Linked DNA regions of Homo sapiens: region 1 is linked to region 2. A link is an interaction called in ENCODE POLR2A ChIA-PET data of the cell type or tissue named here. Cell type or tissue: GM12878. All regions are shown on one strand. Links, peaks and the distances in the headings refer to the core of each region. The heading gives the core; the rest is flanking DNA.

Region 1 (15,465 bases), core at 2,479-10,478, 91 kb after region 2:
TATAGTGACTCAAAATTGCCTTTTGTCTTGTAAGTATTTACGCACATTTCCCAGAAAAACCTGTTTCTTGATTCGAATATGTAAACCTAGTATATAAAAGTCAGAAAAGAGAAGTTCAGAAAAAAAGCAAAAGTGGGAAGGACAGGCAACAGGCATGTGGATGGTTGCAACATCCTTTGGGAACAGTATTTCCAAGGAGACAGAATGGAGCAAAAACTCTTTTAACTCCCTCCCAGCCACAGCCACGTAAAGTCCATGACTTTCATCTAGGTGCAATGGCACAAGCAGGTATGGTCTGCTAGTCAGGAAGTGGAAGGTCACCTGAGCTCCAGAGTTCGAGGCCAGACTAGGCAACATAGCAAGAACCCAACCTCTAAAATTTAGCAAAGAGTCCATGCCTTTCAAATTTCTTCCCTTAGACCCCACACAGACCACTCTAGGCATGGCAGGGATAACTGACCATTTAATCAACCTACAAAGAGCGAGGTTAACTGACTCGGACAAGGCAACACAGCCAGGTTGAAGGACCAAGACCCAGATATGCTTACACCTCAAAGGGGCAACATCTAGGTTAGCAACACTCATTTGTGGATGACCACCCCACTCCTGCGCATCCAGGACAACCATTGTGCAGTGCCCACGCTCTACCTGAAGTGCCCTCCTTCATCTGAGGCCTTCCTCGTGGACAGTGTCACACGGTGAACTTCAGCCACAGCCCAGACACCAACTCCTCTGGGAGCCCCTTGCCTGCATCCTCCACCCTTCTCTATCACAGCCCCAACCCCTGCGGCCCTACAGCACTTCCTCTACACCTGCGCACCTGCGTAGATTCCTGCCTCACTGAGCTGATTCCTGCTTTCCTACTGCACTGAGATTGAGACCATCCTTTTCCACTGGATTGCCCCAGCCCCTAGCAGAGATTAAGGGCTCCGTACAATTTGATTCAGCTGAGATGGAAAAGCTGACATCATCTACCCTGCATGCCATTAGAGTGACTTCTACCAAATGAATAAAACATGATCATTTTGCATAAACTCAGAAAAGCATTTTTTTCCTCTAACCAAATTGAAGAAGAATTAATTGAGCACTTCCTGGTGTCCTAACAGTTAATTCCTTTTTAAATCACCACATGGCTGCCATGCCTTGGGTGGCTGTACCATGTATCCCCACCATCCAGGGACCAGCCAGATGACATCAGGGTGCGGAGAGGCAGTTAGGCCTCCCCTCATTGTATAGCAGAGTCTTGTTTTAATGAAAAAGTCCCACTTTCTTCCCCGACTGAAACTCCCTTAAGTCCATATAAGTCACTGTGGATGGAGAGGTACTGTTACCGTAGCTGTGTGTGTACTGAAGGGGCACCTCTACAACCGACAGTGGCCAGAAGTGAGAAAATAAAATGGAGAGTAGTCTAGAAACATGTGCCTCATCCAACCCACTCCGCCTGAAAAAAACTTCCTTCCTTTCTCAAGAGACACCTGGGCGCCTTTTCATTCTCCCTACCACGTGGCCAAATGCTCACAACTAATGCTTAAGTTCTGAAGTTTACCCAGGTAGAGACGGAATCATTGATGACATTTATGTGTTCACTCAAAACAAACGAACGGGGGCACAGGGGCTGATGCCTGTAATCCCAGCACTTTGGGAGGCTGAGACAGACAGATCGCCTGAGGTCAGGAGTTTGAGACCAGCCTGGCCAACATGGCAAAACCCTGTCTCTACTAAAAATACAAAAATTAGCCAGGCGCAGTGGTGGGCACCTGTAATCCCAACTACTCGGGAGGCTGGGGCAGGAGAATTGCTTGAACCCAGGAGGCGGAGGTTGCAGTGAGCCAAGATCGCGTCATTGCACTCCAGCCTGGGCGACATGGTGAGACTCCATCGCAAACAAACAAATGAAAAACACAAAAGGCAAAACACATAACTTTCTTCTACTTTAGAGGAAGTGGAAGGGAACTACTGTGTGTGTGTGCCAGGCATCATGGAGAATGTTTCACATGCACCGTCAACACATCCTCACGTCCACTCCAGAAAATGTATCACCAACCCTCATCCTAGAGTGAAGACAACCACATTTCAGGTAAGCTAAGTAACTTGCCCAAGGTCACCTTCCTTCACACCCTGCAAAGATGTGTCATCTTAAGAGATTCTTCAGTGTTAACTAAATGACGCTACTCCCCAGAGCATTCCATCTAGTTTGCCCTCTATCTTAAGTTTATCCTCTTGATTTTTATTGGCTTCCTTATTGGACTCAACTTCCTTTCCCTTAAGATGTCGCTACCTGGCATTAACCAGGTGTTCATTGCTCAAAGTAATCAGTTTCCTCAATCCTCCTTTATTAAACAACCTGTTTCCTTAATCACTCCCTATCCCCAACCCGCCCCCAGTGATTCTGCTACTGAGTGCTTGCTGGCTAAAATCAGCTCTAAGAGATCTTCGAAAACTGATACCACAACAACTCTCATTACCACTAGTCAACAGACATGCACTATTGAACACCTAATGTGTGCCAACCCTGTGCGACAATGTGTATGGGCTGCAGGGTATGGAAGGGATCAGGACAGTGTTTGGGTGCCTCCTATGCCCAGGGGCATTACACATTACCTCTTTAATCTGGGGTACATTTATATCCATTTTACAAATGGGCAAACTGAGACCTAAGTTAGAAGTCCCTTGCCCGGAAACAGAGAGGCTAGGATTGTGGCCATAGAGCCCCAGCCTCTCCAGGAGGCCTCCTATATGCTGCCTGGCACAGTGCAAAGAGCCCTCCAGCATACAAAGAACAGACCAGCCCCGGTCCTCAGGAGCTCACCGCATAGTTGGGAAGCCTGGCTGTTCATTAAGAAAACTCTGCAGTTCAAGTGAGTATTTGCAGGGGGATCAATGAGTGGGCAAATAAGAGTGGCCCATGAGGTGGGAAGAGCGGGGCACTGGGGGAGGCCCCAAGCAGAAAGACATGAGCCAGGCTGGGCTTGGTGGCTCATGCCTGTAATCCCAGCACTTTGGGAGGCTGAGGCGGGCGGATTGCCTGAGGTCAGGAGACCAGCCTGGCCAACATGGTGAAACTCTGTCTCTGCTAAAAATACAAAAATTAGCTGGGTGTGGTGGCGGGTGCCTGTAATCCCAGCTACTCAGGAGGCTGAGGCAGGAGAATTGCCTGAACCCAGGAGGCAGAGGTTGCAGTGAGCCGAGATTGCGCCACTGCACTCCAGCTTGGGCGAGAGGGCAAGAGGTCAAGAGGGTGAGACCTCATCTCAAAAAAAAAAAAAAAAGAAAAGAAAAGAAAAGACATGAGCCAGGCTGTGCTGTGGGAGATGATCCTGAGGAACAGCCTCTCCCTGTGAGTCCATCACATTGACCCTGCCGGACTGCAGTCATTTTCACAGGTCATGCCCTTCTATCACCAAATCTCCCCAAGTTCTCTGAAGGAACAGGCCACTTCTTTCCACCAAACTACTCAACTGAGCGCTGCATGTGCTCTGACCCTTCCTAACTTTCCCTTCTCATTCTTCTGCATGTGAACTTTGCTGTGAATATGGCCTGCAGGGTTCTGTGAGGGTCGCAAACAGTCAGCCCATCTTGGAGAGCCCCTTTCAACACTTCTCTGTGCAGCGGAATGAGGCAATGGGAAAGTGGGCAGGAGGCCCAGGCTGACTTTCACGGTGAATTCCCTGAGCCCCGTGGAGATGCTGCCCTTGAGAAGTCATCAATCAACAGCAACCCCGGGGGGTACATTACTGACTGCTGCACATTTCTGGTCGCTCTTTCTGCAAACAGAAGGGTACATATCAAAGTTCTATACTGGTGCAGGCTGTAAGGACAATCTATTTGCTATCAGTGTGTGTCGGGTAAATCCATATCCCATTAGGCCAATTTTGCTCAAGCATATGCCACTTTCACTTTTATTTATACAGACACATTCTTGAGTCTCTGGCAAACGATGCTACATTTGCTTCTGGGCCACCGCCAGGGCAGCCTTTAAAACCAGGTGGGCACTCAGTACACCTGGGAAGCATACAACCAAGGCAACTCCATTTGGTCTGTAACACAAACAGAGCACAAACTTAACCACACTGCCTTTCCAAAGGCACTTGTCCCCCTCCTCCCTCACTCCAGCTTGCCTGAGTCCTCAAGTCCTCAGCTTGTCAACACTCAACGTATGATTTATGCACTTCACTTTTCCTGTTCCTAGTTATTTTTTTCTTCTGCTCTCTTATGAAAAAAAAAGAAAGTATCAAATACCTAGTGAGCCCCGTTCATCCAGCACTGTGTTAAGCAATAAGAGAAATACAAAGAACAGCTGAATGCTGTCCAGTGGCTTCATCCATCTAAGTGGACAGGCATGGGACATGAAAGGGCTTACTGAGCAATGCACACTTGGGCCATGGGAGCTCAAAAAAGCTGTCACCTCTCTCTGGGGAGGTCAGCAGAACCTGAGTGGAACAGATTTTGTTGGGCAGAGAGACGGGCAAGCCTTCTGGAAAACAGAACCATTGAAAAGCAATCGTGGAGATGGTAAGGTACAGGGCATTTGGGGACCTGCTTACATGGAGAGAAGCTGGAAACAGAAGCCAGGTGTCAACTGTGGAGAGCAGGGCCAAGGTAAGCAGGTGGCCTTTGCCTTCCAACAGGAAGATATTAGATTTGAGCCACCGTGTTGTTTTGCTTAACAGGAATGCTGCGGCAGCACTGTGTAGGAAGACGTGGGGACGGGAGCCACTGAAAGCAGCAAGTCTGTACAAGAGATTCTGAGGCACCTGACAGTGAGGAGCACCTGGGCTAGCGTGGTTGCTATGGGAATAGAAAAGCAAGAACAACAGGTGCACATGGCATTTTTAAGGAGGGCCAAGGCCTTGTGACTGAGAAGAAGGGAGAGGAAGCAGCCCAAGGTAACAGTGATATGCCTAGCGGACATTTGGAGGCTTAGCACTGAAACCCCCACTCTACGTGCGGAAGATCCCCATTGCATGATTGTTGATGGAAGGCAGAGCCCCAGGTCTTCTACAGAAGCCGAAGGAGTCCAACACAATTTTCCTCCCACTGTTTAGGTGTGTGGCCCACCTTGATCACACAGTCCTACCTGGGACTTGGAAACTTGACGGGGTGAAAAGGACACAGGGATGGTTTAGGATTCAGTCCCAGAGAAGGCATTCAGTAGTGATAGCCAGCATCAGGATGGGAGCAATGGTGGCAGCTTTTGTGGTACAACTTGGGCCGACTTTCCTGTGGCATGGCAGGGTGTGCTTTGCCAACAATACACCAGACTGCCCATTTCTTTTTTAGTTATGCAATGGGCTTCCAAAAAGTTCCTTGAGTCAGAATGAACAGCAACCCTAGGGGGTACATTACTGACTGCTGCACATTTCTGGTCGCTCTTTCTGCAAACAGAATGGTACGTATCAAAGTTCTATATTGGTAAAGGCTGTAAGGACAATCTATTTGCTATCAGTGTGTGTCGGGTAAATCTATATCCCATTAGGCCAGCTTTGCTCAAGCACATGCCACTTTCACTTTCCACTGCTGGCTGACAACTGACTAACCACAATATCAAACCCAACCCAATATCTACGCCCTTCCTAAAAGCCCTCATCTTCAAATACTCAGACGACACAGCCTCCAGCTCTGCTGAGCAGACAAAGCAAGCGACTTCATTGAGCACCTAACTTATGTTCCTTTCTGTTAGCCAACATTCCAAGGTCCAACTAGACCATGCGTGCTGTCAGGACAGGGGCCTAACATCTTCTAAATCCACTTCCATTGCATAATTCCACTCTATCCAACAAAATCTGACCTTAACCCATCCCTCAACCAGCATAGTGCCTTGTGCAGGGTAGGCACTCCATATACTTGTAGAGCTATCTGAATTTATTCATTCTAGGCAAAAATCTGAAAAGCCCCTCATGAGTTAAGTACATATTACTATGATGTTTAGAAAGTTTTGAAAAGACCAGGTGTGGTGGCTCACACCTGTAATCCCAGCACTTTGGGAGGCTGAGGCAGGCAGATCACTTGAGGCCAGGAGTTCGAGACCAGCCTGGCCACCATGGTGAAAATCCCATCTCTACTAAAAATATAAAAATTAGCCAGGTGTGGTGGTGGGCGCCTGTAATACCAGCTACTCAGGAGGCTGAGGCACGAGAATTGCTTGAACCTGGGAGGTGACCGTTGCAGTGAGCCGAGATCACACCACCGCAATCCAGTCTGGGAGACAGAGTGAGACTCTGTCTCACACACACAAAAGTTTTGAAAAGATACTGAGAAACAGAAGGAACAGAGAGTACTATGTACTGAAGTATTTCTATGACAGTTTCAAAATAATCCGAGGGAAAGAGGAAATGGGTACAAGTACAGATGAAGCAAGACTGGCCATGGGTAATAACTAAGCTAGGAATAGGTCCATGGGAACTACATTATTCTTTCTGCTTTTGATATTGAAATTGTCCATAATAAAAGCTTGAAAAGATTAAATCATAACTACCAAAATTAAAACGACTATCCTTCAGAGTCTAATCACCAAGGGAGAGGACTCAAATCTCCGGTAATGGTGATAAGTAATTGCTCTGGAACAGACAGTAAGCACTGAGCTCCATGTATTAGAAAAAGCTGGGATTCAGTAATAATGCTAAACCTCCATTTACTAGAGTGCTTTCAGGGAAAAAAGGCACTTCAATAAGGGACTGACCACTGAGGATTTGAGCCTAAAGAGCACAGAAGAGCGAAGGGGTAGTGACTCTATCCTCTGCACGGCTCATGCAGTTGCAGCCCACATGTTAATCTGTGTGGTTAACTGGAGGAGGAGTGCGTGACCTTTGTGTACATATGAAGCTGGTATCAGTCCCAGAATATCAAGCTCACTAAATCAGAACACATAAAAATGGAGGGAGCCACAAGCACGCTCATAATTCTGCAGATACAACTTCTGTAATTCTGCAGCTGCCATTTCCCATTCCTGGGAAGTCTATTTAAGGCATGCCTGACTTCCTATGGGAACACACCTAGTGTTAAGAAGCAGAGGTGTACACTCAGATTTGAGGGCTTCCCCCACCCCACCCCACCCCACCAACAGCCAGTACTGCATTTAAATACTTAAGCAGAAACTTCAAAAAGGATTTGCCTGAGAATGACACACACATGCCACAGACAAACTCTGTTAAGTATTAATGTAGAAAATCAAAATCAGTGGGAGATTTGCTATAAGACACAAGTTCATCGTTGAAGGTGTCCTCTCACCCTCTTCTGCATCATCCAGTTTTTGGAGGGCGCTTATGGACCATTTATGCCTGGTGCAGTTCTCATCACTGTCTCTAGGGCTTTGCTGTCCTGGCTGCAAGTCCTTATAAGGTGGAGTCGGCTTTCTCCCGCCCTCCATACATTTCACGTGGTACCACTGCAGCTGTCAGCTCTCCTGCACTCACACCCCACAGCGTGTTTCCCTCCCCCAACTCGGTATACTCTTAGTCGCTGAGCTCCTGCCCCAGCTGCCCCTATTTTTCTTAAGCTAAATGCAGTTCCTTCTCTGTAACACCATCTGCTTCTATAACAGAGCAACCCAAATGCTATGTGGTCTACAGATAATTAGTATTTTGTTGTAATTTCTAATTATGATCACAGGTTACCTCTTTGGGGGTATCTCAGGATAAGTCTCAGGCCATCTGAATTCCTGAGAGAACCCCACACGGGCTGGTTTTGCTGGTCAAGGTCTCCCCACTTTTGATTCTCCTTGAAGGGCAGAGCACCATCTGTACTTGAGGAAATCTTATCATCTTGACAGTAAACATTCCTGATGGAGGCTATTGAAAAGGTTAACTCCCTGGAAATCAGACAAGCCTTTTCTCCACAGTACTCCCTGGCTTGCTCTTTGGAAGAGTATTTCTGGCCAGGTGCGATGGCTCACACTTATGATCCCAGCACTTTGGGAGGCCAAAGCGGGTGGATCACCAGAGGCCAGGAGTTCGAAACCAGCCTGGCCAACATGGTGAAACCCCCATCTCTACTGAAATTACAAAAATTAGCTAGGCATGGTGGCAGGCACCTGTAATTCCAGCTACTGGGGAGGCTGAGGCAGGAGAATTGCTTGAACCCAGGAGATCGCGCCATTGCAGTCCAGCCTGGGTGACAAGAATGAAACTCCAGCTCAAAAAAAAAAAAAAAAAAAAAAAAGACTGTTGGGAAATACTACTTCTGCATTTTTTAAAGATGAGGCATGAGGCTTTCCAGTGGCCAAATGTTTGGGGAACCCTTGTATGCTGTATCCACATCTAGAGATTCACAACAAACATTAGCATAGTAAAGGCTTGGCAATTAAGACAGCTTCTTAACATATTGTTTCCCCAAATAATACACAGTGAGACTAGAGTTCTCCAGAACTCCTTGGGCTGTTGCAACTACAGCTTAACAAGTTTCAAAGGAGCTAAGCAGGAGCTAGAGGACAAACCCAGCGCCTTTTGCCACTTTTAATTCTTTGCCATCTGTTATATCTGGGATCATCCACACACACATTCCCCAAAATATTCACAACGATTCCATGTTCTGGCTATAACCTCAGTTCTGTTTTCATCTGCTGACTCTGGAAATCTAGGTCCATTTCTAATGATCACAGATCATGGGAGATAACAGTGGATTGGCTTCCAGCATACATTCTATCCTTCTAGTGTGCCCACCTCTCCTATGTGGGCAGAGGATGGGAAGCTAAAGCCAACTCTCAAAGTCCCTGCAGCTGCAGTTCCAGATATGATTTCAGTTGGGCCAGTTAGATGTGCTTTTGTGAAATTTAGAACGCCAAAGTGAGGCAGAGACCACATTTTGGCAGTAGCTGCCATTTGCTCAGCAAGCAAAGTCCAAGAGGCACCTGGTTCTTCTATGACAGTTTTAGCCAATGTTGCAGCATCCAGGTACCAACTTTGTGGGTTCCAGGAGGCAGGACCAGGACATCATTTGCAGATGCTGATCATAGCTGATGTGGCATGGTTCTAGAACCATAAAAGTCATGGCTTCCTGATTGTGGGACCCTCTCAATCATGGCTGTTGCAATGTGGTTCTGGAGAAGTGGCTTCATCTGTAGGAGTGGCAACAGCTTTCTTGGTGGTCTAGTTCTGTAGTGTGGTTCCGGGGTACTTATTCCTGAAACCGCCACCTAGAGACCTTTGTCTTCAGAACTCTTCATAGTTCTATAAGCCATTTAATTCCTTATAATAAATCCCTTCCTCTTGTTTGCTGTGATATATTCTGCTTTCTACAACTGAACCTCGACCTACACCCTAACTCAATCTGTGTTCCAGCAAGGATGATCTAGCTTCTCAGTTTCATCTTGATGGCTGTGGAATTTCAGACACAGATCGCTATCTATTGTCCATCTAGGTAGGAAGCCTTCTGCACGGTTGACTGTGGCCAAAATGCTGAGAGTATAACCTGCAAAGCTGACTTTCTGCAACCAAGCATGTATCCTGGGTCAGGCCCAATGGGAGGCCCTGCCTATCAAGCAGGAACGAGGCTAAAACTTCTGGAGGAGCAACTCTGTTATAAGCCATTACAGATAGACACCATGTAAAAACCCAGGCATCAGAGTTTACAAGAAGGAGCAATACTCCTGGGTTCTAATTCCAGGCCATATTACTTAAACTCTGAGCTTCTGACCCCGTTCTGCCACGTGAGGCTAGTGACATCGTCCACCTCACACAAAGATAGGAAAGAACTTGAGAGTAGACCCGAAAGGTCTTTGGAAAAAACTATTCTAGTGAAGAATGACATTTATTACTACTACTATCATTACTAGCATTCAAGAATCATAATCAAGAAAAGAGGGACCTTTTCCCACACTTTTAAAGGCACTTTCTAAGTCTTTAATACTCATAACTTTTCAGCACATTGGCATTTAAAGAAAAAGGTTTACGAGCTTCATAAAAAATCAGCACTCGAAGTGCAATGCTTCCTTTAGATTATAGCCAAGCATTAGAAAGGTTTGAAAAAGTCATTTGACTTCAGCATTGTCAAGACTCATTGCAGGGTTACTGTTATCACGTCAGCTGTATTTTTGTGCTATTCTCCAAGATGGCTGGACTATTTCCTGTGCCCATGTAGTTAGGTAGTTCTGGGTTTTTACTGTTGCTGTTTATGTTTAAGCAAGCCTGTTGCTTCACTTTTTAATGCAATAGAAGTCAGCATGGCAGGTTTGTTTTACTGCTAGCATTAAAATGCCAAGTCCCCTCTAAGCAAATCCTCTTCACACAATCTCATAGTGTGCTCTAAGATAGCCAGACGGTCATGGGCAGGGGTTCTCAGGAAGAGACAGAACAGGCAGGAAAGCAGACAGCAGCCAGACACAGGCTACGGAGCTCAGAGTGGGAGTGGGTTAGGAATTGGGACAGTTGACAGAGAGGAAATGAGAGTCACCTGGAGCCAGAGCTCCCTGGGCTGAGGACAGTCCTGCAAGCACTTCACCATGCATTCTAAGGCCAAGAACAGAAATGGTCCAGCATGTGAAGCAAGCCCAGAGCCCATGGCCCGGACAGGTAAGAGTTCCACCTGCCAGCAAACGTGGGGTCAGTGGCAAGACAGCCCAGGTAGGCCTCTTGAGGAGGAAGAGGAGGAGCAGGAGGCCACACTGACCAGGGAGTTCAGTGGGAAAGATTCACGTTCTGGGGAGGTGTGGGTCTAACATTCTTTACACACCTGATTCTTGGATTTACATTGTCAAAAGAGCCTTCGTTAAAAAGCAACTCCATGGGATTTCTCCGAGGCTCCCTCGTGCACTTAAAATAAGATTTTGCTTTTTAAATTATCCTACACACAACATTTTGGGAAAATAACAAAAATCAAAGCACCCAAAACCCACAAATTTGTGGATTTGTTTTTAACTGTAAGAGAAACCATTTTACACTGCAATATGAAATCATAGGAGTTGCCCTAACCCCCAAAATTCACTTTAGGATGAAGTGTTTGCTTTGGCTAGAGAACTAAATCCTATCTGTTGTCAACAACAGTCAGAGAAATTTGGCTGGGCTACGATTATGCACTGCCCAAATGGCCATCCAGACCAGAGGCAATCAGACAGATATATTAATTCATGTAGATTAACTTTTTTAAATGAAGTGGTCCAGGCTTGTTTTGTATAGGAAGACATGTATCAAAATACACATAGCCACTCTCTCTCTCCAACCCAATTAATAGCAGCAGCTTCCTCCAAGGACACTGGAGAATGGGCTGCGAATATAAATGTCCCAGGCAGAAGGTCTCTGAAAGCCAGGCCTTCTGAAGAGAGCTTTGCTCTGTTCCCTAGGGTCGATAAAAAAAAGGAAGCTTTGTCAGGTCCCTTCCCTCCAGACACACACATCATTTTATTTGGAAGTCACATGGTGTGATTAAATTTAACTGGGTGGAGCAGTGGAAAACCACAGTATTAACAACATAATTCTTTCTGGGGAAAGATTCATTCTGCCAAGTGCAAAAGATAATTCTGAAAGCTCTGAGCCACTAGCTGCTTTCAACATTTGTTTTAAATCCAGAGAGACCAAGTCATAAGAAAGTATACCTCTGCTCACTGTGGCATTGTTTCTAGTAATCAAAATACTGAAAACTACCTGGATTTTCACTTGAGCTCTTGGTAAAACAACAACAACAACAACAAATATATATATATATATATATATATATATATATATATATATATATATATGGATCACATATAACAGATCACACGCAGCTTATACAATCAGACATGTGTCTGTGTCCGTGTGTATATGCACAGGTGCAGACAATTTCCAGAAGGAGACAGAAGTAAGCAGAAGTCACCTCTGGGGAATAGAACTGGTTGGAGAAAGGGTGTCTTTCGCTCTTCATCCCTCTGTGCTGGTTGAAGTTTTTACAACGAGCAAGTATTACTTTCATAAGAAAAACTAGCCATGAAAACATGTTTTAAAAATCACTTTAAGAGCCCACAGGCCAGGAACTCTAAAGAGCTCATTGTTGACTGGCTCAGTCACCAACAAGCTGTAGAGGTGGAAACATTTTGCAGCTGCAAAATTCCTTGCAGTTTACAAGGCATGTGCTGCCTCCCTTTATTCCTATAACATTGTCGTAGGTGTCGAGACAAGACACTTGCTGCCACAGTTACTGCTCCCATTTTACCTCCGTAGAAATGGAGACTTTAGAGATTGGAGGACTTGCCTAAGACCACAAGGATTGCAGAACAGGGAGATCTGGTCTTGAACCCAGGCCTCCTTCCTCACCACCACCCTGTCGTCATACTATGAACCCTGGACAGGTCACTTCTGGTTTTGGTTTACCCAGCAATAAAAGGGAGACTTTATCATAGGCATCCTTTCAACAAGTGAGTCAACAGTAGCATTTCTATTTTATCAAGGAGGAAACTGAACTCAGAGGTTGAGTAACTTGCCCAGTGGCAGAACCTGAACTCAGAACCCTCTCACCCCACCTCCTGGCTGAGATGCCAGGCCTCTCCAGACTTTCCCCTCCACCTGAAACAGTGTTGGTTTCAGGATACAGATGTTCACAACAGTCCTGGTTGTTTGCAAAAACAAGTATTCTAAAAACTGTAACAGGGAGGGAGGGGCTGGATGGCAGTCCACAACGCCACTCACTCTCAAGGCAGTTGCCAAAAACCCAGCTCTGTGCCCCAGAAGGCCTTGGGCAGTCTCAAAGATTCTGAGCGACTCTGCAGTAAGGGAAAAACCTCAGCTCTGCAAAGCATTGACAACGTGGGAAGCAAGCTCCAAGGATTCCCAGGACTTCTCCCCAAAGCCCAAGCCCCTCCCCAGGCAGAGAAAAGGGAGTTTCCCACACACTCTCCTGCCTGTGTGTGACCCATACCCTGTTCCCACAGTGGCTGTGCAGAAAGGATATGCCAGCCCCATTTGTCCTTCCTTCCAGCATGACAGGCGGGGAGGACAACCTCTTCCTAAGGAACTGACTGACATCATATAGGGAGTGTAGCATGGCATGGTAGTTGTGCAGACTCACTCTCCACACAGGCATGATAAAAACTGTAAATGTGTAAGAACTATAGTATACATTTAATGCCTCCCACCCCAAAAAGGCAAAACCCACACAGATGAGCAAGAGGGAGGGACCTGTTAGGCTGGCACATGCGGAGAAGGGTAGCTCTGCCCTGCCTGTGCCCCCAGCACGACGGGGAACTCACCTCTAGGAGCCTTCCAGACTCCGTGGTTGGCTCCCGAAGGCCATTAGACACTGGCCACAGCTGAGCCAGCAGCAGGGGCTATAATGGGCTTCCCTCGGGTCTTCACCCACACTATGGGCCAGCCAAGGGTCATCCCTGCAGGGCGCCTCAGAGTCCTCCCTGGATTGTGCTGCAACACTACCGTTTTCTGACAATGCAAGCTCAGTGACCAGTTAATCTCCACAAAATCCAAATCCATACTTGGCTCTATTCAAGAGCAATCTGTTTAGGGAAGTCCCCAAATGGCAGCATCGATATGCAGTGAACACACAGAATGAATATACAGAATGGCTGGCTGCAGGAATGAGAGTCAGTACCTCAAAGAAGTACTACAATGTGAATTTGAAGATAGAAGGCTTTTTTCCCATTTTTTACCCAACTAAAATTTAAGCCCAGAGTGCCAAGTATTTGAGTAGCGACTGGCCGTCGCCACTCATTGCTGCGGGGAGTGTGGTTTCAGTCCAGCTTTGCCAGATGAACACGTGTCAAGCCTTTGCATTTCCGAAGCAGCGGCCAGCTTTATTAGCTTCCAAGTCCTTTTGCAGGGAGCCTGCTTGCTTGTCCTGCCAGAGGTGATGACAGAAGCCAGAGCTTCCCTGGAATCGGCAGACTCGGAGGTAACACGTGAACATTTAAGAAACGTTGAGTGCAGGCCCAAAGGGGCAAGTGGAATCAGATTCCAGCTCTTAAGGCAGGCTCCTTTCTGTTCCCTGTCTTCTCCGTCTTTCTCTTCCGTTGGTGGATGGGCCTCCAGGGTCAAGGAGTAATTGAGAATAAGCCAATTTTCTGAATAGCTCAGGAAAGAAAAACACTCAAATATCACCATAAAGAAAAGCATCTAGTAGAAAGCTAGTCAACAACTGTTTATTCTGCAGTGATGATTTTCCAAACATCATTTTTCTTTGGAGTAGTTGAACTCATGTCCCCAAGACATCTTTGAATTTGTCAATCCCAGCAATGGAGGAGGACCCAGTACCACAGAATAACTCATCCAATGAGGCTTCAGACTACTATGAGACTGCGGACATCAGAGCAAGGATGTTGCATTAACCCACGTGTGATGCTTGTGTACAAATATTAATAGCAACCCACATGCAGAACTACATGGCTACAAGAGATACGGCAGCTGTCTTGGAGGACAGCATCAAAAGACAACTGACATGAAAACAAAGGTGCTGTAACTTCACAGCTTCTACATGGAGGTATATCACCATGGCATCCTCAACCTGAAACTCGAAACCCAGTCGCCACATATTAGCTATGACATCATGATATCGGAAGGAAAACATGTAGGTAAGACAAGTCACCAAAGCAGAAAAAACAATTATAACACCTTAATTTCATTTCTAAACTTTTAAAATATTAACTCATGCTTAGTTTATGCCTTTCTACAGAAACACCTTTCCCCCCTGGCCAGTCAGACCTGACATATCAGCGCTTTGGAAAGCTCATAAACCCAATGGAAGGCAAGGAAATGTCTCCTTAGGCTACTGTCATGACAACACACAGAGCTCCACATGCTCCAGGGGTCTTCGAGCTACCACTGAGCTTCTAGTTTCTAGCTAACCTGCACAACTACACAGAGCCCTGGATAGCCTTGGGCAGCTAGTTAAAATTCAATCTCGTTCCCTCAATAGTAAAGAGTAAGATTAAGGACACAGAGCCAGAAGGGCTGAGTTTGCAACTTGGCTCTACCTCATATTGTGTGACTTAGGCAAGTCATTCCATCGTGCTGGGTCTTAGTTTCCTCATCTGTAAAAATGGGGATGACTATAGCACCTACCACATAATGATGCTGAGATAATTAAGAGAATAAACATCACATAGTTAAAATCCTTCTTGGGGAATAGTAAGCACTATGTAAGAGTTGGCTTTTATATGATTTAGTGCATATTAAGGACCTATGAAGCACTTTGAATATAAAATATTTTAACTGCAATCACTATATTTATAAATTTCTGACTTGGGTACTTAAATAACATTTAAGTACCATTATATCCAAAAATGGTAATGAGGCCTAGAAATTCCATTTAAAATGTGTCCATCTAAGTGTTTTAAGATGTGTCCACCTGGATTGCAACACTTGTCTCATCCTTTGTTTTCCAGCCTGTAGAAGACTAAATTAGACACAGCATGTTCTATATATGGATTGCCTTAATTTCATGGCTCTGCTTCTCCAGACAGATACTACAGAGCAGGAGAAGGTGGGCTCATTAAGATACCAGCTGCAGGCTCTGAAGGCAAATACACCCTGAAATCTTTTTTTTTTTTTT
Region 2 (15,465 bases), core at 2,871-10,870:
GGGGAGGCCATGTGTGTTGGGGGGCACATAATACAGGGACTCTCTGTACTTTCTGCTCAATTTTGCTGTGAACCTAAAAATGCTCTTAAAAAAATAAGGTTTCTTAATTAAAGAGAGAGGAAGACAAAGAGAGAGGGAGAGGGAGAAGGAGAGGGTCACAGAACAGCAGCAAGGGGAAAAAAAGGCCAAGTAATAACATCAGAGCCACAGAAGAGTAAAAGTCTGCACACTTTGGCTGGGGAGCTTCAGGTCTCAGCCTTCGTCTTCTAGCCCTCATGCGGCCTGATTCCCTCCGGGTTCCTGGGCTCCCATGGACAGATACCCTTGCTCCAGGCATCCTAATTCTGCCCCTTCTTTCCTTGAGCAGGGGCAAGAGCATTTCCTGCCCAACAAGAGCTGAATACACTGTCCCTGCCCCTCCTTCTTCCAGGGTCATTGGGGACCCACAGCCCTCACAGTGATGTCTGGGTGTCTGGGCTGCTTTCTTAAAATATCAATATTTATGATGATAGTATCTTCATTTAGGTTCACTAGATAGATCAATAATTAATATATTTACAAAAAAAAAAACAGACATCAGCTCATCAGGGTTCCCTCCAAAGCAGGCCCTGCTTCCCGGCAACCACACTAATCTTTCCAAAAGCACATCACTCCTCTGCTAGACACTCGAGACTCCTGCTCCCCTCCCTTCTTCCTCTTCTGCTCTCTTCACCTCACCTACAGGATTCCAGGCAGGCCCCATTTTGTTCAGGGTCACACACTAGAAAGAATACTCCAACGGGGAAGTGGAATGGCTCCGCCCCCACCTCCAGGGGTGCCGGGAAGCTCACAGGATGCTGGGCATGTCCACAGTCAGCACCTCCTCATGTCCAGTGGCTGGATTGTGTTCTGTCCCCACAATTGCTATTTCCAGCCCTCACCACCCTCCTCGTGCCTCTCACACCCCCACTTCTCCCTCCTACTTCAAAAAAGACTTCCTCTTTCAGAAAATAAGGGGAATCTCCTTGCAATGCCCTCAACAGATTCAAAACTTAAATGATGACTTTGTCCACTCACCTCCTCCTGGATTTCTATCCCTGACACCCGAGATGCATCTGCACCCAGGCCTGGTAGCCAGGCTTGCCCTCCATCTGGGGAAGGCGGTGTCCATCATTCTCCCCAAGGCCCATCCCCGCTCGCCTCCCCTTCCCTGCTGTATCAACAGTCAGTCCCCTCTCCCTTCTGCCTCATCCATCTCTCCTTTGCCACTGTCTTTTTCCTGACTAAAACATTCTGAAAAAACATCTCCCTCTATTAGCACTTTAGCCTACAGCACTTGGGCTCCATCCCACTGTCCCACTAAGACAGCTCCTGCTGAGGTTCCTAGTGACCTCCTTGTTGTTAAATCCAACCCCATGTTTCGTGTCTTATCTTAAATAACCTGTTGGAAAGCATTTGGCACCACTTCTTTATAAAACTGTTAAAAATTATCTACTCTTTTGGCTTCCATGGTGCCATTCTTTGCTACTTTTCCTCCTACCTGTGAGTGCTTCCCTCTCATTGCCTTGGCAGGCCCACCCTTGGATGTTGGTACCCACCCTCATGGTGTTATCTTTGACTTTTTTCTCTTCATACTCAATGTACTTACCCTGGAGAATGACATTGACTTTATAGCTTTAATTGCTTAGATCCTGACAAAACCCACATCTAAATGCTCAGTCTAGACCTATTCCCCAACTGTCAGTGAGAATGTCCAACAGGTGGACAGCTTCGTGTCAATTTGCCACGGGCACCTCGAGTTAAGGTGTCCCCAGCTCAGGCTCCATTTCTACCTCCAACCTTATCCTCCCTCTTGTATCCCCATCTCAGTGAATGCTATCACTGCCCTCCCAGCTGCTTCTGGTCACTACATCCAATAAATCATTCCTCCTTGATATATTAAAGTCATTCTCCTCTTCATTCCCACTGCAGCCCTGATCTTATTTCCAATTCTCATAGTTTCTCATTGGGATCCCTTCAATGACCAATTTGTTATGTCCTAGGTTTATTTTCTTATACTTTACTTATATTCTTCTAATTTTTCTACAATGGGAATTTATGAATAATACATTCCACACAAACAGTAAAACACTATTTTAAAATATTGTCCATGCAATATCCCTGCCTAGTAGTTCACGGTTGCCCAACCGTGCAAGCAGGCTGGACCGGCTTATAAAACTGGACACACTTCTCAGGCCACCAGAATACATTTCCACCTCCCTGTGTTATATGCTACTCCCCGTGCCACTTAGCATCATCATCTGAGTGCGCTGTTTGCGGGTGGCACGGCAGGAAACAGGAAGGAACTGAGGACGCGAGAGTCAAGGTTCAAATCCTACTTCTGCTAATAAATTGTGTGATGTGAGCAAGTTGCTTAGTCTCTGAGCCTCCGTTTCCTCACCAGGGCCATGGGAATAATATCCCCTATGTCCCAAGCTGGTGACGAGTCAGCAAGCTACCTTATGTGACAAGGTTCTGGCATGGCTCTTTCAAAGAGTAAGCACTGAGCCATGGACCATGCAAGAAAAGCCTCAATTCACACCTCTCACTTCCTTCATGGCCTAACTCCAAAAATATTACTTTTCTTCTGCTCTAATGTATCTTTCCTGAAATTATTATGCTTTTGTAGACTCATTTTGTCTCCCCAGATTGTGAGTGATCTTAAGGCGTGGAGTCCGCCCTCCTCCTTCCTCGGTGTTTCCCTCCACCCAGTCCTGGATGGTCTCTGCCCAGAGTCTGCCTACCAAATGCACAGAGTTACTAATGCAGGATTAACAAAGGCTTGCACTCAGTTCTTGGCCAAATCTGGAATCAGACAAGGGTTTTTTATAAAGCAGGGATGGGGGCAGGCAGCAAGGAAGGGGACATGCAGGGGCTGAGGGCAGGGCAGGGAGCAACTTACCTTTACACTGCAAACCCTGCCGCAAGAGTCCCCAGAGCAGGGACCCACAGTGATCGCAGAAGGTAGGGACCTTGTAGTTGTGGATACCGAACTTGTGGGGCATGTTGACGCTGAACCGCTGGGAGCCCACCTGCAGGGATGGCAAGATACAGGTTCACCACCGAGCTCCTCAGTTCCCCAGAAGACTTGTCAACGGAACTCTCAAAGAACTTTTTCCAAGAGAGCTTGTGTCATTGTAGGTGGCAGGCCCTAGCTTGGCTCTAAAAGCTGCCCTGAGGTGAAAAGAGCTTCCATCCTGCCCTGGCCTTGGCTCCTGATGCTCTTAACTCACTGTTGGCTACTCCATTTGACTGTGCAAGGCCAGGCCTACTCCCCAACATGGTCCTCTCCAGGACTTCAGGACTTTAAGCAATCATAGTACAGTGTCCTCAATGTGTACCTCAGGCCGGGTGCAGTGGATCATATCTGTAATCCCAGCATTTTGGGAGGCTGAGGTAGGCGGACCACCTGAGGTCAGGAGTTCGAGACCAGCCTGGCCAACATGGTGAAACCCTGTCTCTACTAAAAACACAAAAATTAGCCGGGCATGGTGGTGCGAGCCTGTAATCCCAGCTACTCGGAAGGCTGAGGCAGGAGAATTGCTTGAATCCGGGAGGCAGAGGTTGCAGTGAGCCAAGATCATCCCACTGCACCCTAGCCTGGGTGACAGAGCAAGACTCTGTCTCAAAAAAAAAAAAAAAAAATTGTACCTTCAATACTGCTGTGTGCCTGGAAGCCCCACCTAGGCAAAAAGTCTCTAGGAAGCTCAATGGTGGACACGGGATTCTGTGCAGCAGCGTGTAAACTCTGCACAATGTTGTGGAAACTGTGGATCAGTCAGAACGGACAACAATTAGGAGGAAGATGGCTAATACAGAATGGTGAGCACTAAGAATGCTAAGGTCTCAGCCCTGACCACACACCAGGCACCATTATCTCAGTTAAACCTCACCACCACCCTACAGGGCAGTCCATGGTTACCGCAACTTCACAGATGAGGAAATGAAGGCACAGCACTATCATACCCTGTCCCACCCAGTGTCACAGGATGGCAGGGTCAATGAGACCTCAGGGGTGGAAGAGGCTAGAAGCATAACACATTTCATGGAAGCAAGGGTCTGCTGGGCTACCTTTCTGAGTCATCTCTGCCCCTCCACAGCGCTACCCTCCATCTATGTCTTTAGTGGAGCAGCTGCACCCCCAGCCCCTCTCAGTATCGGCAGGAGACCATCACCCAGGACATCCATGGGCTGGGGAGATCACTCTTGCTACCCCGGGGATTAGGAAGTGGCTGGCATGCGGCAAAGCTGGGCCTCAGCTCCCTGGCTGACTGATAAGTAACAGGCCCCCGTGGGGGACTAATGAGGGGTGAAATGAGAGCTGGAAAGGGAGCTCGACTTGAACGCAAGCATGAAGACAAGTTCCCTAGCACCCAGTTCCAAGGAATGGCTGATCCTTCCATTGGACCAAGATTTCACTGATCCCTACTGAAATGGATGGTCTACCACTTGAGGTCTTGCCTGGGAACAAGAATGTCAGCTCTACTGAAAACAACTATACTCACCCATTCTTAGATGCCTAGCTTAGGTGTGCCTGTTTGTGAATGTAGACATGTTGACTCTGCCATGGTCTCCCTCACTGCTAAGGAAGTACGAGATCACTGTGCCCACTCTATTCCTACACATACCCTGAAGGCATGGTGGACCTATACTGAGAATAGAGTCTTGGTCTCTCAGGAATCACCTCATAGGGGTATGAATGACAGACTAAGGCGAAAAAGTGGGGACGTTGTCCCAGGTGACCAAGAAATCCAGTGTGGGGGTGGAAAGAGCTACGTGACCCTCAGTTGGGACCACTAAAAACTCTAAGGTATCAGAGAACAGAGGGAGGAGGATGAAGGAGTCCACACAAGAGCATGCCACAGCATCAGACTGACCAAGAGACCAACACAAAGACGGCATGTGTGCAGGGGGACATGTCACATGTGCGCTTGCTGAGGAGGACACAGATACAATGGGGTGAGTGAGAGTCACAGAGAGAACATGGAGAGGAAGACAATGGCAGAAAGAATTGTGAGATTAAAGAAAAAAAAATGTGACACCAGTGGAGATGGAACATTGTTTGGTTACCACACCTGGAAGTGCAGGCAGGGTGTGAGTCCACCGCATGCTAAGACACACAGACATGAGATGGGGGGGACCGGCCGAGTGTTCACGGTGCAGGACACCCAAGAAGTCCATCACCAGAGCACCTTTTAATAGGAAGGAGGGCATTGAAAGCATGGTGTTTAGGGCTACATGTGTTTCTGGTGTGTATGTGTGTATGATGTGTGTATGCACAGGCATCACATTAAAGGTGGTTGCACAAAAGAACGAACTCAAAGTTTGGTCCCCAGCAGTTCAGTAACCCGGCAGAGGGCAAGCCCATCACCCTGAGGGGCAGATACACTGACACTAAGGGAGACTGGCCTCTGGAAGCACAAGGTGGTGGCGGGGAGAGCCAGGACTGGGAGTCAACTCCACCAAGCTAAGAAACCCAGAGCCTCCCTCTCTCAGTCCCTGGCAATTTGTCCCTTGGTGATACATGTCAAGTTTGGGAACACACTTCACTGGAGACTTCTTCTCACTGCTCAATATGCCAGGAAAGACAGTCAGAAGAACTGGGTCACAGATCAAGCTGGGTTCTGAACATTTCAAATCTCAACCCTTTAACCTGCATGGCATGGACTCTTATCGGACCTTTCCCTCCAAAAAAGTGCAGAAGAGCTTTAGAGTCCTGCAGAGGCAGAGACCTGCAGGTGATGAGACTGAGATCCTTGAGGGAGGGACTAGTGTACTCCTCTTTGTTTCCATGGGACACAGCATAACGCCTGTCATACAGGACATACCCAGTAAATGTTCAATGGAATGTCCATAGGAAGGAAATAAGGCAGACAGCAAGCAAGCCATCTCTTTCTTTCATTTCCTCGTGAAAGCAACAGTGATGTACTGGGGTCATGATCCTAGACCAGGAGTCGGGAGGTGCAGGTGCTGGCTTGCAGTCTTAACCACAAGAGAGCCCCTGCAAACAATGTTGGTGCTCTGGGCTCAGACTAACCTTCACAGACACAGAAGGCTCAGTCTAAGCCTTGTCCTTTGTTGCTTTCCAGAGACAGTATGAAAGCAGAAGGAGAGAGAAGATGGGAAATGCCTTAGATGCCAGGATGCTATTTGACTCAATTATTAAGAAGCAGGTAGAAGTCTCTATAAGTCAGTCCTCTTGGAAGTCAAATTGTAGACCAGCTGATTATAAACCTACCCAAGGCCTTTCTCTCTAACCCGCGATTCTAATAGCCTATGACTACACAGAATTTATTTCCCCCAGAATTAAGAGCATGCTCTTGAAATCAAGTGTTCTGATAATACCTACATCCATATTCACAACTGTCATCTTCCTCAAAAAGGTTTTTTAATCTATCAGTGGGACTATCATTCTCGTAATTGCTCAGTTAGGTGAACCTAGCTTCATTGTTGCATTTTCCTGCTTCCTTACCTCTACCAAACTAGGCAATCTGATGCTAGTTTCTAAGATTAAGAGACAACGTAGTGCAGTGGTCAAGGGCTCAGGCTTTAGAACAAACTGCCTGGGTTTGAAAGTGGCTCTTAGCTGTGTGATTTTGGGCAGGTTAATTTCACTCTCTGTGCTTCTATTCTGTTGTAAAATGAAGATAATAACATCTACCTCATGAAGGTTTTTATGTGATTAAATAATATATGTTAAAGTGCTTCAATCAGGGCACGGTAAGTGCCCAGTGAATGTTGACTCTTTTTATTCCCGTGGTTGTTGCCGCCTCCTAAGTATTCCTTGGGCTTGCTCATTCCACACCACTCCCCCATCAGCTAGCTCATTAGACAAGGTTCCTGCTTGTGTTTCTATTACTGTTTATTACCTGTGAGGAGCTAGTGACACATTGGTTAGCCATTTTAGTTCTGATGAGATGATGCAATAAAAGAATTCATATTTTTCTTGTGGGCTTCAGTGCTGGGATCACACTGCACTTGGCATAACATCCAAGGGGATAGAACTGACTTGGACCTGTGCTCATCCTGCGGATGGTGTCTCATGCCAGAAGACCGTGGACAGCTCCCTTTGTTTTTTTATCAACACAATGAAATGACAGGGTCTCAGGCAGAGAAGGTTTTCTTGGGAACCACAGAAGAGGCAGTGAAGGGAGGGGCTGGCGGTGAAGAAGCCCAGAATTTCCGTGTCACCAACACTTACCTGGTCGGGGGTCTCCTGCTTCTTTAACCCAGCACACTTTGTGATTATGAGCTCGTGGCACCGCTTGTGGACCACGCAGGTGCAGACTGCAAATAGCAAAGACAGGAAGGCTGAATGACACTCAGGAAAGGGAGTGTCCCTCCCAGGATCTATTCAGGGCTTGGTGGAGTGACAAGGGGAGCCAGGCCCCTTCTGCCACTGAGCCTTAATTTAATACCCTCCCTAAAGTCTTTTATACAGCTATTTCAAAACACTGTCCTATCAGAGCCATCAGTTTCCTAAATGCTCCAGAGAGCAAGGTAACATTTATATTCAAAGGACATTAGCAGTTTTCTCCAGTTGAGGGAGTACTGATCAATTTTCTCACTTCAATACGCCAAGGTCAAGGAAAAACTTCCTTCCAGCCCTCCCATGGAGCACTGCCTATTAAAGGTGTTGTAGTGGCCTCGCACCCCACTCGGGACCATGCAGGGTGGCTGACGTGATAGGGGGAACTGCAGCAGGCGGTGCAGAGGTTCTGAGGCTTTTTTATCTGGTTGTGTCCTGACATACCAAACTTCAAAATTCCCATCGACTTTAATACTTCCACAAGTGGCCTATATCTGTGTTGTTAGTGTCATGGAGCAATGTGGGCAGTAGGTGGCTGAAAAGGTAAGTAACTGTGTGCGTGTTACCCCAAGGAACAGCAACTTCCACCAGACACTACCCCATGGGTGAGACCCAACAGTGCTTGGCGAGGAGACAGGAAAACCTCCCTGCTCTAACCTCAGCAAAACCACCGCATGACCATGCCACATTTCCACCCTCCAATTTTGTACAACTTAAACTTGCATTTGTAGTCAATTAACTGGAAAGGAATAATCTTCAATACCTTCAAGTGAGCTTTACATTTTTAAGAGCTAATGATCACACAGCCAAGACCAAAAAAAGGGATTAGACAAGGACCTTTCAGTGATACCAAGTACAACGAGCAGGCGAGGAAGCTTCTTCAGGGAGGGAGACAGGGAGGGATCTGGCAGAATACACAGACCCAGTTCAGGACAAAGTGGGACTTTCAAAGAGCCTCCAACTGAAGCAGAATGTCTCATTCAGAAAGATGAAAGTGCCACCTGCTCCAGTTGAGACACAAAGGCCGGGTGGATTGGGGACCTGCTGAGATCACAAGGACGCCTGGAGACAGGTGGCACCTGCAAATGCCTCCCATATATATTCCCATATATGCAGAAGTAATGGTCAAGTGGGAACAAAGAAAGCATGCAAGCTGTGGAGAGCCTCCAAATGTCATCAGACTGAGCACCTGCCTCCTATGGGTGCCAGTGATCTGGATCTAACCACGGGCCTCTGAAGATTTAATTCATAAATGCCTCTTACCTTGACACTGGTATCCCTGCTTTCCTATGACACCCCTGAAAAGAAGAATAACATTTTTTTAAAAAAAGTGAAATCTTACCAGGTCAAAAAACAAACAGAAAAACCACCCAATTTGGGCCACCACCCACATAGCACCAAGTACATGAAGTATGCAGAATATTGTAATTTCTCTCTCACTTGCAAGGTGCCTTAAATGTCTCCTTCCAGAAGCCCACAGAGGGCAGTCCCAGTGCTTGGGGAGGTGCAAGGTTTGGTCAGCATCAGAGCTTGATTTCCTATACAGAGAGCCATTCCTGTGTGGTCAGCAATGTTCTGGAAAGCCACAAACGACCCTGCTTGCTCCTGGTAGGCATTGAGCAGTGAAGCATACCTTTCCTTGTGGATAGAATGGACATTCCTCTTCTCCCAGCACCAGGACACGCTCTGTGGGCCCTCTAACTGTGGAAGAGGGCTGCAGCTGGCAGGTATATTTCCCTGGGCAGTCCAAAGACCACCAATGGTTCTAAGCCAGTCTGTGCCCCGAACTAGAGGTTCAAGAGGTTGTCTAGGTGAAGGCCAACATTAGAGGTTCCTTCCATGGCCAGAGTGGTGTTCCCAGGGCAAGACAGAAAGTCAGCATGGACACAGAACTATCACACAAACCCGGCCTTACCCCTGTCCTTAGTGTACTAACTACAGATGGTCAGGGAGCTCCCTGAAGTTCCCAGCCCAGTGGGAACCAGAAGCTATTCAGGCTCCACCCCAGGGAACCTAGAGCTCAGTGGCCTTTGCCCATGGACTTAGAGGAGACCTGGATCTGTAAGACCGACCACTCAGTTCATGACCAAATGTAGCAAGTGAAGGTCAGACAGCTGGGTCTGCCCTGGTAATTGGAAGTATCTGTGGCTGGAATGGGGCATTATTTCTGCCTCAGTTGGGCTGGGCTTGCTCTGAGCTATATCATCTCAGATGTCTACGCCAACCTGGATGACTGGCTTTGTGACATCATGAGGATAAGACAAGTGACTACTGGACACCTGGAATCCAAGGGGTCCTCAGAGCCCAGTGCAGATGTCCCTGGCTGGGTTCATACTGCATCCTGGCCTCACTCGCTCTCCCCAGTTGGATCCAAGGGTTCATGAAGGCAACCTCTACATCAGCTTCAAAGAGCTCAGACAGCTTGCTAGAAAGGCTGGTGGGATGTCAGGAAAAGTATCAGCATTAAAAGTCAGACTACTAGGGGTAGAATCATACTTCTGACACTTCCTAGCTAGAGGACATCAGGCCAGTCTCATTTTCATTTCTGAGCCTGGGTATTGTTAGTGGAATGGGGCTGGCCTTCGATCATCTTTATCTCAGCCCCTCTCCTCCTTCCAGATTTTTTTTTTTTTTTAAGACAGAGTCTCACTCTGTCACACCCAGGTTGGAGTATAGTATAGCGATCTCGGCTCACTGCAGCCTCCACCTCCAGGGTTAAAGTGATTCTCATGTTTCAGCCTCCCAAGTAGCTGGGATTACAGGCGCACACCACCATGGCCAGCTAATTTTTGTATTTTTAGTAGACACAGGGTTTCACCATGTTGACCAGGCTGGTTTCAAACTCCTGACCTCAAGCAATCTGCGTGCCTCGGCCTCCCAAAGTGCTGGGATTATAGACATCAGCCACCGCACTTGTGCCTGGCCTCCTTCCTGATTTTCTAACAAATCCTAGGCATCAGATAATTTCACTTGTAAATAATTCAGTGAATTATTTTTCAGTGGATTATTATTCAGTGGAATCCTCACCCTGAGGTGTGTCTGTAAAAGATAAGTATTCTTTTTAAAAACACACAATCAGCTGGGTACAATGGCTCACATCTATAATCCCAGCACTTTGGGGGGCAGAGGTGGGTGGATCACTTGAGGCCAGGAGTTCTAGATCAGCCTGGCCAACATGGCGAAACCCTACCTCTACTAAAAATACAAAAATTAGCCAGGCGTGGTCGTGTGCTCCTGTAATCCCAGCTATGTGGGAGGCTGAGGCATGAGAATCACTTGAACCTGGGAGACAGAGGTTGCATTGAGTGGAGATCATGCCACTGCACTCCAGCCTGGGCAACAGAGCTAGACTCTGTCTCAAAACAAGACACACACACACACACACACACACACACACACACACACACACACACACAGTCACAATATCCTTGTTGGTTACTAAAATCTTAACTCTTTTCATAAAATTCTAGGTATAAAGTTGCCAGAAACCATCGCTTCTTTCCATGTATTTCCCCCTATGTACCAAACACACACTTAGCCTTCCATAATAGTCCCCTGCATTCAGATAAGGAAGAAACGAGGCACACCAGCATTCTTTAAATGAGGTGCATAGTCTCCCCTACCCCATCCCCGACATCTTGTAACAGAGATGTTGTAATTAGAGGTTCCCAAGAGAAAGGCTTACCAGATGAAGTCTCTGCAATGGGAGCAGTAGGTGGGCTGCCGAAGATAGGTGGCCATGAACTTGTGGCCGTTGACCTGATGGACCCTGCGCCTGACGGCCCCCTGCCGCTTCCTCGGCCGCATGCGTTCCCTGAACACACGCTCTTCATTGTCTTTAGGGGCTGGGGAAGGACAAGAGCAGGGAAGAAAACGGAGTCTGGGTTAGTGCACCTTCAAAATGAGCTCCCTCTGGAGAGCTACTCCATCCCTGGGGGAGTGGAGCTGGGGTGGGTGAGAGGTAGCCTTTGTGTGTGGAGGGACTCGGGGGTCTGAGGAGTCCCACTGAGCAGCTGGAGTGAGCGAGCACATGTAGGGTGGAAAGGCCCAGAGTGTGCCTATTCCTGCTATATCCTCAGATTCCATCCAATCCAAATTCTGCTCCAGGGCTGGCTGCCCTTTCCTCCCCACACAGGCTACAGCTGGTTTCAAGGGCTTGGGGGTCAAAAGGCTCAAGGTTCGCATCTTACTGCAACTCCTGAGCAGTGTGACCTTGGATAGGTGGTGTTTCCTCCCCCTGAGCATCTGAGCGCATCTCCCTTTGTAAATGGCAATGGCAGTGCCAGCCACAGGGGGTGGCTTAGAGGACGCAATGAGATGAATCTCCACACCCTAAGCTTCCTGGCTCAAGAAGTAGCTGCCTAATAAATCTGACTTCTTCCTTCTTCCTCTTACCTAGACTAAGCCAACCAAGAGCATTTTCCCAGAGGTCAAAAGGAGAGGGAAATATGACACAGTGAAAGTAGTTTCTCGAAGGCTCAAGACCACCACCATGGGCTGTAAAGATCCCACTGGAGTCAAAAAGATCTTCCCAATACCTTCCTTCCCTCCAGTTCTGAGACTGCCCCACCAACTGAGAATGCCTTGCAAGGGGACTCACAGATGATCACAAAAATAATAAAGATAATTGTTATGGGCTACATATTTTTGCCCCCTCAAAATTAATACATTAAAGTCTTAACCCCCAAAGTGATGCTATTTGGAGATGGGACCTTTGGGAGGTAATTAGGTTTAGATGAGGTCGTGAGGGTTGAGCCTCCATGATGGGATTAGTGTCCTTATAAGAGGAGGAAGAGACCTGAGTGAGTGAGCTCTCTGTCATGTGAGCAAGGAAGAGGGCCCTCAGCAGATCCCACCCATACTGGCTCCCTGATCTTGGATGTCCACCTTCCAAAACTGTGAGAAGTGAATGTCTGTTGGTTAAGACACCCAGTCTTTGGTATTTTGTTATTGCAGTCTGAGCTGATTAAGACAAGGATGACCATGATAAATGTTTATCGTGGGCTTACGCTCTGGCAAGTGCTATGCTAAGTGTGTTATATCTTAGTGATACAATACATCTCAATGAACCCTCGAAACAACTCCACTTGAAGGGTACTGCTATTAGCCCCATTTTACAGGTATGCAAAGCGAAGAATAGAGTTTAAGTAACCTACTCCTGTTAACACAGCTACTCAGTGGGGAAGCCCAGATTCTAACCCAGAGAGTGAGAAAGAGGCCATTGTTCCTCCACCCACACGCTGCTCTGAAGGACGGCCTGCACTCCTTACAGAAAGTCCCCAAGCTCTCATCTGAGTGGCTTTCATCACCAAAGAGTCCAGCTGCCTGTGGCTTCCCCAAGAACACAGTGGGCAGGCTTTGGGCTTCTTCCTAGGTTTCTGACACCTTCTAGAAGGTCTCCTAGAAGGTCCCCTGCACAGGTCAGCTTAAAATGCACTGGAAGGCTCTGTGCCCCCAAATATCTCCAGGCATCAGCGAGTGCCTGACATCTCACCATAACAGGGCCAGTCTTCAGGGGAAGAAGCATTGATCCCTCCTGGACCTCTCTGAATGTAAGGTTCCCTGAAGTGGAGGTCATATGTATGACCTGAACAACAGATTAATCCAAGGGCATCTTGTTATTGGAGGGTAGGGTAGAGGGAAGGTAAAATTGAAGGAGGTAAAAGGTGAGAACAGGACCAAATGCGCAGCGTGTGCTTCCAAGGACGCAGCAGCCTCTGAGCAAACAGGCAGCTGTTTATTGGAAATCTGCCCTCAGCGTTCCCAGACTGCATCTTCAACACAGGCTCAGATGACCCGGGTGGAGGTCTGCTTGTGGATCCCCTTGCTTCTTGACCCCTAGCCCACCTGGGTTTCAATTGGTGCTTATTGTTTCAAAAAGTCTCTGGCATCACCGACCTTCTGGGTACAGAAAGCTCACCACCTCCTACCCTGCTCCAACCTAGGGGTCTTGACCTGCTGACCAAATTCTCACGGGAGGACCCAGGTCTGTTCTAGTATAGAGACAGCAACACACACAGCTGCAGAAGTATGGCAATCACCATTCGGTGCTGCCATCATAGGCAAGTTTTTGTTTCGCTTCATACTTTCACAATGTGTAGAATGTTCTACTATTTTCATAAGCAAGAACAAAAATATGACAACCAAAAACCAAATCTATTCAGTAGCCCTTACTTGCTACAAACTTACCTACAAAAATCCAATCCAGAAACATCATCCTGGGCATCATAGGACACAGGATGCAGGTTATTTTCGTAAAAGAGCACCCTTAACTCCTTTCACAGGATTCACCACGGAATACATTTGAACAGTAAGCCCGTCTCCTAATGCATTTAAGATGCAATTTGATTTACAAATCTCTCAAATTGACTAGTTGTTTTCATCCTGGGAAACTATTTTCAGTTAAAATGGTGATGGGTCCAATCTAATTTTCTCAAAGGAACACTGTTATGACGGTGGTTACAGTCCTTCCTAAGAGTCTTATTTCCCAACTTTTTACAGAAATGACGAGCAATGAAACCAATCGTTCTAAACTGTGTTGACATCAATCCAATAGGGCAATATGGCAACCAATTAATTTGACTCTATTCATTTCAAAGCTGTCTCAGCGGGGTGCCCTGATACCTGGAGGGAAGCTGTTTAAAGTTGGCAGGGGTGTGGAGGGGGAGTCTCAGGCACAGGCTAGGCAGACAGCCAAGGATAACTCCTGTAAGTCAGAGTTCTAAGTTCAACTTCCTCCAAGGTTTCTATTACTATTGCCCCAAAGGAGCATCTGCACTGCCTTTTAAGTCAGATTTGATGTCAGATATGGAAAAACAGAAGGTCACAGGAGGGAAAGAACATGGGTAAACTTCATGCTTCAAGTGAGGCTTGTGTGCAAAGCTACAAAGCAGGTGACAGGAGAAAGGGGTTGGAGCCTGTGGCTGCTGAAAACACCCCAATTCCACATTCCTCTGGGCAGGAAAGCCACGGGTCAGGCCAGAGTATCCTCAGCACTGTCACCCACAGGTGGAGAAGAAAGTGGCCTATACAATGTGAAAAGGGGAGCTACTAGGTCCCTCAGTCCCCAAGAACCTCCCTACTGGGGCCTGGAGTCCACCACCAGAAACGGATCCCTTCAGCATTTCCCTCCGCTATGAAAGGTCTCTTCCAAAATGTAGATCCCACATATGTATTAACTTAATTCTGGGCTCTCTATTTTGTTCCACTCGTCTATATGTCTGTTTTTATGCCAGTACCACACTGTTTTAATTGCTGAATTTTTGTAATATATTTTGAAATCAGGAAATGTGATGCTTCCATCTTTGTTCTTTTAACTCAGAATTGCTTTGGCTGTTCAGTCTTTCATGGTTCCATATGACTTTTAGGATTGTTTTTTCTGTCTTTATTGAAAAATGCCTTTGAGAATTTGATAGGAACCATATTAAAGTTGCAGTTCCTTTTAACAAAACATTAATTCTTTTATGGGCATTTTAACAAACATTAATTCTTCCAAGCCAAGAAGAGTCAACTGATCTTCAACAAGAGTGCCAAGAATATACAATGGAAAAAGGATATTCTCTTCAATAAATGATGTTGGGAAAACTGTACATCCAATGCAAAAGAATGAAACTGGATCCTTACCTTTTACCATACACAAAAATCAACTAAACGTGGATTGAATACTTAAATGTAAACACTGAAACCATAAAGCTCCTAGAAGAAAACATAGGGGAAAACTTTCTTGACATTGGTCTTGGCAATGATTTCTTAGATATGACACCAAAAAGGCAACAAAAGCAAAAATAAACAAGTTGGACTACATCAAACTAAAAAGCTTCTGCACAGCAAAGGAAACAATCGACAGAATAAAAAGGCAACCTGAAGAATGGAAAAAAATCATTTGCAAACTGTATATTTGAGAAAGGGTTAATATCCAAAATACATAAGAAACTCCCACAATTCAATGGCAAAACCAAATAATCCAATTTAAAAACAGGCAAAAGAACCGAGTAGACTTTTCTCTAAAGACATACAAATGGCCAACAGGTATACAGGTATTTAATAAGATGTTCTACATCACTAATCATCAGGGAAATACAAATTGAAGCTACAATGAGATGGCACTTCATACCTGTTAAGATGGCTATGATAAAAAA

The links. Peaks named below come from ENCODE experiments on the same cell type or tissue, not always from the same donor. Only the 100,000 strongest peaks of a DNase experiment are listed, where the experiment ranks them.
Region 1: POLR2A ChIA-PET joins it to region 2 with 5 read pairs; 3 of 35 experiments call an interaction of 5 or more read pairs at or near these places.

Annotation. Positions count from the first base shown.
Region 1 is chr2:45,881,158-45,896,622 of GRCh38, reverse strand. The region is part of intron 2 of PRKCE (protein kinase C epsilon); the gene reads right to left. Among named protein-coding and RNA genes, the nearest start is that of PRKCE-AS1, 210 kb to the right of the region's middle. RefSeq lists silencers at 2,411-2,470, 2,440-2,612 and an enhancer at 6,127-6,276. In GM12878, for the core only: a CTCF peak has its summit at 7,310; DNase peaks (open chromatin) are centred at 5,552, 6,274, 6,768 and 7,352; H3K4me3 peaks cover 1,127 bases; H3K27ac peaks cover 3,749 bases.
Region 2 is chr2:45,972,136-45,987,600 of GRCh38, reverse strand. PRKCE (protein kinase C epsilon) reads right to left here. Exons shown (of 15, transcript NM_005400.3): 3 at 11,013-11,172; 4 at 8,591-8,625; 5 at 7,220-7,305; 6 at 2,921-3,050. Among named protein-coding and RNA genes, the nearest start is that of PRKCE-AS1, 300 kb to the right of the region's middle. RefSeq lists enhancers at 12,597-12,646, 13,608-14,157. In GM12878, for the core only: no CTCF peak of the experiment used is centred there; no DNase peak of the experiment used is centred there.